Linked DNA regions of Homo sapiens: region 2 is linked to region 1. Evidence: read pairs that join two places in POLR2A ChIA-PET (ENCODE). Cell type or tissue: IMR-90. All regions are shown on one strand. Each heading gives the region's core, and the rest is flanking DNA. Links, peaks and the distances in the headings are about the cores only.

The links. Peaks named below come from ENCODE experiments on the same cell type or tissue, not always from the same donor. Only the 100,000 strongest peaks of a DNase experiment are listed, where the experiment ranks them.
Region 2: POLR2A ChIA-PET joins it to region 1 with 7 read pairs; 4 of 35 experiments call an interaction of 5 or more read pairs at or near these places.

The regions. Positions count from the first base shown.
Region 1 is chr13:41,187,360-41,190,180 of GRCh38, forward strand. It overlaps KBTBD7 (kelch repeat and BTB domain containing 7), which reads right to left. Exons shown (of 1, transcript NM_032138.7): 1 at 2,475-2,821. All of the region lies in intron 3 of KBTBD6-DT (KBTBD6 divergent transcript), which reads left to right. Among named protein-coding and RNA genes, the nearest start is that of KBTBD7, 5.8 kb to the right of the region's middle. In IMR-90, for the core only: no CTCF peak of the experiment used is centred there; a DNase peak (open chromatin) is centred at 1,432; H3K27ac peaks cover 1,946 bases.
Region 2 is chr13:41,113,372-41,116,192 of GRCh38, forward strand. No RefSeq gene overlaps it. Among named protein-coding and RNA genes, the nearest start is that of MIR3168, 14 kb to the left of the region's middle. In IMR-90, for the core only: no CTCF peak of the experiment used is centred there; no DNase peak of the experiment used is centred there.

The DNA.
Region 1 (2,821 bases), core at 31-2,530:
TCTCAGATAACTTTGTAGCTCAGGATCCACATAAAAGATTGGACTGTTATATGAGAAATCCTTTTAAAGATCTATAAGGTCTCTCTTGCATACAACCAACTTATGTGCTAACTAATGTATAAAGTGAGAGAAAACCTCATCCTATGACATATTCTCTGTACTAATAAAGCCTTGAAGACATTGACACTCTGGATCAGGCTGTGCCTTGAGGTGAGAACCATTGCTATTTGCTAGGTTCCCCAAAATTAACGAATAATTTGTCCCTAAAAGAATATTCTTAAAATATGGTGGGTCTGGCTGGGTGCGGTGGCTCACACCTGTAATCCCAGCACTTTGGGAGGCCAAGGTGGATGGATTACGAGGTTAGGAGTTCGAGACCAGCCTGGCTAACACGGTGAAACCCCATCTCTCCATTGGAGAGACTCCCCACAGAGTAGGAGAAAATGTCTCAGATATGGAGGAATAATATGCAACAATATCTGTTCCCTGCCTGCCCTGTGCCTTGGACCATGTTGAATCCACAAGGGTAAAGTGAGAAACAGAAGCTGTTGGCAAAGGTCTAGGTGACAAAATAGCCCAGAGTTAAGAAAAGGGCATAAAACCTATTGCCTATAAGGTACTCCTCTAAAATTTGGCAACTTCTCTGAATGGTACCTTTTTGTTGTTATTTTTCATTTAAAAACTGTCTTGTATCTAATCAACTCTATGGTTCTCAAATAGATTATCAATTAATTCTCTTGGGATTGCTAGTCACCTTTTCTATAATTTTGCCTCCTAATACTTTCTGCTTTATTATATTTGCTGTAACAAATATTCTTTTAAAATTAGTTGTAAAGATGAAACAGTGTTGAAGTTTCAAATAGATATGGGAAGTAGAGATTTGATGAAAGGATATTTACATTCTGGTGATCAGATTTTTGGATTTCAAAGACCAGTCAATTTTCTTTTAGTGTTTAGGGGACTGATATAAGGCTGAAACATTTTTACATTTCCAATTTATGAACAATAAAACAAATAGAATAATTTTTATCTTACAGCTCATTCATTGTGTTTTATAGTTTTTCACTTCAGCACAAATTGGTAAAAATAACATCAGGCAAAGCACTGGTTCCTGGTTTAATGAGCAGGGTTTAAAAAATTGATTATATTTTTTGACTACATTTACTATAGATCCCTTTCAGGTAGATGCACTTTTCCAACCATTTGTTTTCCTATTTATGAAGAGACAATGAACTTTTGCTACTAAGATATATTTCTAGTAATGAGCCATGGTGCCAGTAGTTTGAAACATCTGAACCACGTATTTTGCTTTAAATCCTAATATATACATAGCCTTCTTGGACAATAATCGTTATCACTTACATTTGTATAACACGTAAGTTTCAAAGCTTTCATATACACTAGTGCACTTTATCCTTTGAATAGTTTACATTTCGTTACTCATTCTTGCATTACTCATCATGAGGAAATTAGAATTTCAGAAATGTCAACTTTGCCTTCATTCTGAGGTACTAATTTTTCACATTTCTTTCTGATGGTGAATGTATATTATTTCTTTTTTTATTTGTGTTTTTTTTGTTTTTTTTTTTGGAGATGGAGTCTCGCTCTGTCGCCAGGCTGGAGTGCAGTGGCACGATCTCGGCTCACTGCAACCTCTGCCTCCCGGGTTCAAGCGATTCTCCTGCCTTAGCCTCCCGAGTAGCTGGGACTATGGGCGCACGCCACCATGCCCTGCTAATTTTTGTATTTTTAGTAGAGACGGGGTTTCACCATGTTGGCCAGGATGGTCTTGATCTCTTGACCTCGTGATCTGCCCACCTTGGCCTCCCAAAGTGCTGGGATTACAGGCGTGAGCCACCACGCCTGGACGTATATTATTTCTTTCGCCCTATTTTGGGAATTACTCTTTCACCCTACAAACATTTGAGCTATGTGTCTTGTGAAAAATGCAAATTTCTTTTTGTAGATATGTTCTTGAGACCTTGTCACAAGAGTTTTTACCCTGGGTGTGTGGATGAACTTCAGAAATGTCATTATACCCTTAAAATTATGAAATTATGAACATATGAATTTTCCTGAAGAATGGGTCAAAAGTTTTCATCATATTCTCTATTAAGATCCAGGCACCAAAACAGAACAACACTGCTCAACTAGAGGAGATATGAGGGGCTATTATAACTTAATCCTAAAACTAAATTTAAACAAGTTATTTGCTAAATTAGTCTTCTATTTTACCTTTTTGAAAACACCAGTATTACTTACTGTTGAATTTAAAAACATGAAATAAAACTAAATCTTACCAATGGCAGTCCTACAAATGACATTATAGAAAGCATTTGCTAAACGATGTGCTGATTAATTGGAAAACTTAGAAAAGGGTTCTTGTCATGAAGATATTTCAACACTGCTAGTTCACTGCACAGCAAGAATTTTGTACATTTAGCAGAACCATTGAATTAGAAAGTCAGGAAACCTGGGTTCTAGTACCAGTTTTATTTATAACTAACCATGTACAAATCACTTATCTATAAAATAATGGTTAACATCTACTCCTTAATTCACAAATAGATCACAAAACCAAGATCCTTCCCAAGAAAACCTTACTGTAAACCAAGACATTCCCACTATTTAGACTAGGTTTTAACTCAAAGGTTAAGAACTCAAAGGTTGAGAAAGACAAACTGGAGCATTTGTCTTTTATTTACCAGTTGCATACCTTAATTCTGCAGATGGATAATCTGGTTGAGATAAGCATTGCCATCTCTCAATTTTTACAAAACAAAAAGCTACCAACAAGAAGTTAATGGTGAAGAAAAATTTG
Region 2 (2,821 bases), core at 90-2,589, 74 kb before region 1:
ATATATTGGACTTCATCAAAATAAAAAACGTTTGTGCTTCAAAGAACACAATAAAGAAAGTAAAAATGCACGGTGTATTAGTCAGCTGGACCTGCCATAACAAAACGTCACAGACTGGATGGCCTAAATAACAGAAAGTTATTTCCTCACAGTTCTGGAAGCTGGAATACCAAGACCAAGGTACCAGCAGGTGTGTTTTCCTCTGAGGCCTTTCTCCTTGGCTTGCAGATGGCCACCTTCTCTCTGTGTCCTCACATGGCCTTTCCTCTGTGCCAGTGCATTCCTGGTGTTTCTTGTGTGTCCTAATCTCCTCTACTTTTTTTCTTTTTTTTTTTTTGAAACGGGGTCTCCCTCTTTCGCCCAGGCTGGAGTGAAGCGGCGCACTGCTCACTGCAACCGCTGCTCCGCCAGTTCAAGCAATTCTGCCTCAGCTTCCTGAGTAGCTGGGATTACAGGCGCCCACCAACACACCCAGCTAATTTTTGTGTTTTTAGTAGAGATGGGGTTTCACCATGTTGGCCAGTTGGTCTTGAACTCCTCCCAAAGTGCTGGGATTACAGGCGTGAGCCACCATGACCGGGCCTCCTCTTCTTATAAAGACACCCTACTGGCTTCATTTTAACTTAATTACCTCCTTAAAAGTATCTCCTAATACAGTCACATTTGTACTGGGGTTAGGGTTTCCTTCATTTCCACCAAACGAAGATGTGTAAGTTAAATATGGTATATCCATGCAATGGAATATTAGACCATACAAAGGAATGAAATATTGATACATGCCAAAGCATAGATGAACCTTGAAAATATTATGCTAAGTAAAAGAAGCCAGATACGAAAGATCATATATTGTATCATATTCTATAATTCAGTTTATATAAAATATCTATAGAGACAGAGTAGATTAGTGGTTGCCTCAGTCTGAGGGAGGGGGTGAAGCTGAGAAGAAATGGGAGGTGACTGCTAATGCATACAGGGTTTCTTTGGGAGTGATGAAAAATAATGTTTAATTGTCATAATGATTGTACAACTCTGTGAATATACGAAACATTAAACTATATACTTTAAATAGGGAATTATATGATAAGTCAATTTTTTTTTTTTTTTTTTTTTTGAGACGGAGTCTCGCTCTGTCGCCCAGGCTGGAGTGCAGTGGTGCGATCTTGGCTCACTGCAAGTTCTGCCTCCCGGGTTCACGCCATTGTCCTGCCTCAGCCTCCCAAGTAGCTGGGACTACAGAGGCACGCCACCACGCACAGCTAATTTTTTTGTATTTTTAGTAGAGACGAGGTTTCACTGTGTTAGCCAGGATGGTCTTGATCTCCTGACCTCGTGATCTGCCCGCCTCGGCCTCCCAAAGTGCTGGGATTACAGGCATGAGCCACCGCGTCCAGCCATGATATGTCAATTGTATCTCAATAAAGCTATTAAAAATACATAGGATTACAAACAAATCCAATTATTTTAAAATACAGTTTTCAAAAAAGAAGTTTTTTTTTTGAGATGGAGTCTCACTCTGTTGCCCTGGCTGGAGTGCAATGGCGCGATCTGGGCTCACTGCAACCTCTGCCTCCAAGCAATTCTCCTGCCTCAGCCTCCCGAGTAGCTGGGATTATAGGTGCCAGCCACCAGGCCTGGCTAATTTTTTTAATATTTTTTTTTTAGTAGAGATGGGGTTTCACCATGTTGGCCAAGCTGGTCTCGAACTCCTGACCTCAGTTGATCTGCCCACCTCAGCCTCCCAAAGTGCTGGGATTATAGACATGAGCCACTGCGCCAAGCCTAAAATATTTTAAAAGCATAAGATAGTATTGAGCCAGGCGTGGTGGCTCATGGGATTACATGCCTGTAATCCCAGCACTTTGGGAGGCTGAGGCGGGTGGATCACCTGAGGTCAGGAGTTCGAGACCAGCCTGGCCAACGTGGTGAAACCCCATCTGTACTAAAAATACAAAATATTAGCTGGACGTTGTGGTGGGCGCTTGTAATCCCAGCTACTAGGGAGGCTGAGCCAGGAGAATCGCTTGAACCTGGGAGGTGGAGGTTGCAATGAGCCAAGATCGCGTCATTGCACTCCAGCCTGGGCAACAAGAGCGAAACTCTGTCCCAAAAAAAAAAAAAAAGATAATATTATATGTGCTTCTTTATACATAAGAAGATCTAGATCTAGCAGTAGGTCTTATCAATAACTACCATATTTCAGAGAACCAATGAATATAAATGATAATTTGAGATATTTGCAACAACTGCAACATGATATAAAATATTTACAATTTCTTTCTTTTTTTTGAGATGGAGTCGTACTCTCACCCAGGCTGGAGTGCAGTGGCTTGATCTTGGCTCACTACAGCCTCTGCCTCCACCTCCCAGATTCAAACAATTATCCTGCCTCAGCTCCCCAAGTAGGGTGGGGTGCTACAGGCACCTGCCACCACACCCAGCTAATTTTTGTATTTTTAGTGGAGATGTGGTTTCACCATGTTGGCCAGGCTTGTCTTGAACTCCTGACCTCAAGTGATCCGCCTGCCTCGGCCTCCCACAGTGCTGGGATTACAGGTGTGAGCCACTGTGCCCAGACTTGAAATATTTATAATTTCTATTGTTAGTAAAGTTACAGGTAGTGCTAATATTATTGTGGCTTATTGCTTACATTCATAAAAAGGAAATACTAAGTTTTAGTTATAGATTAGTGAAAATAAATATATATTTTTTCTCAACAAAGTTCATGAGCCCTCTGAATTCTACCTACATACTTTGGTGTGGGGGGGGGGGGTCTTCACACTCCATGTAATAAACCCTGAATTAAAGAAGAAACCAGATAGAA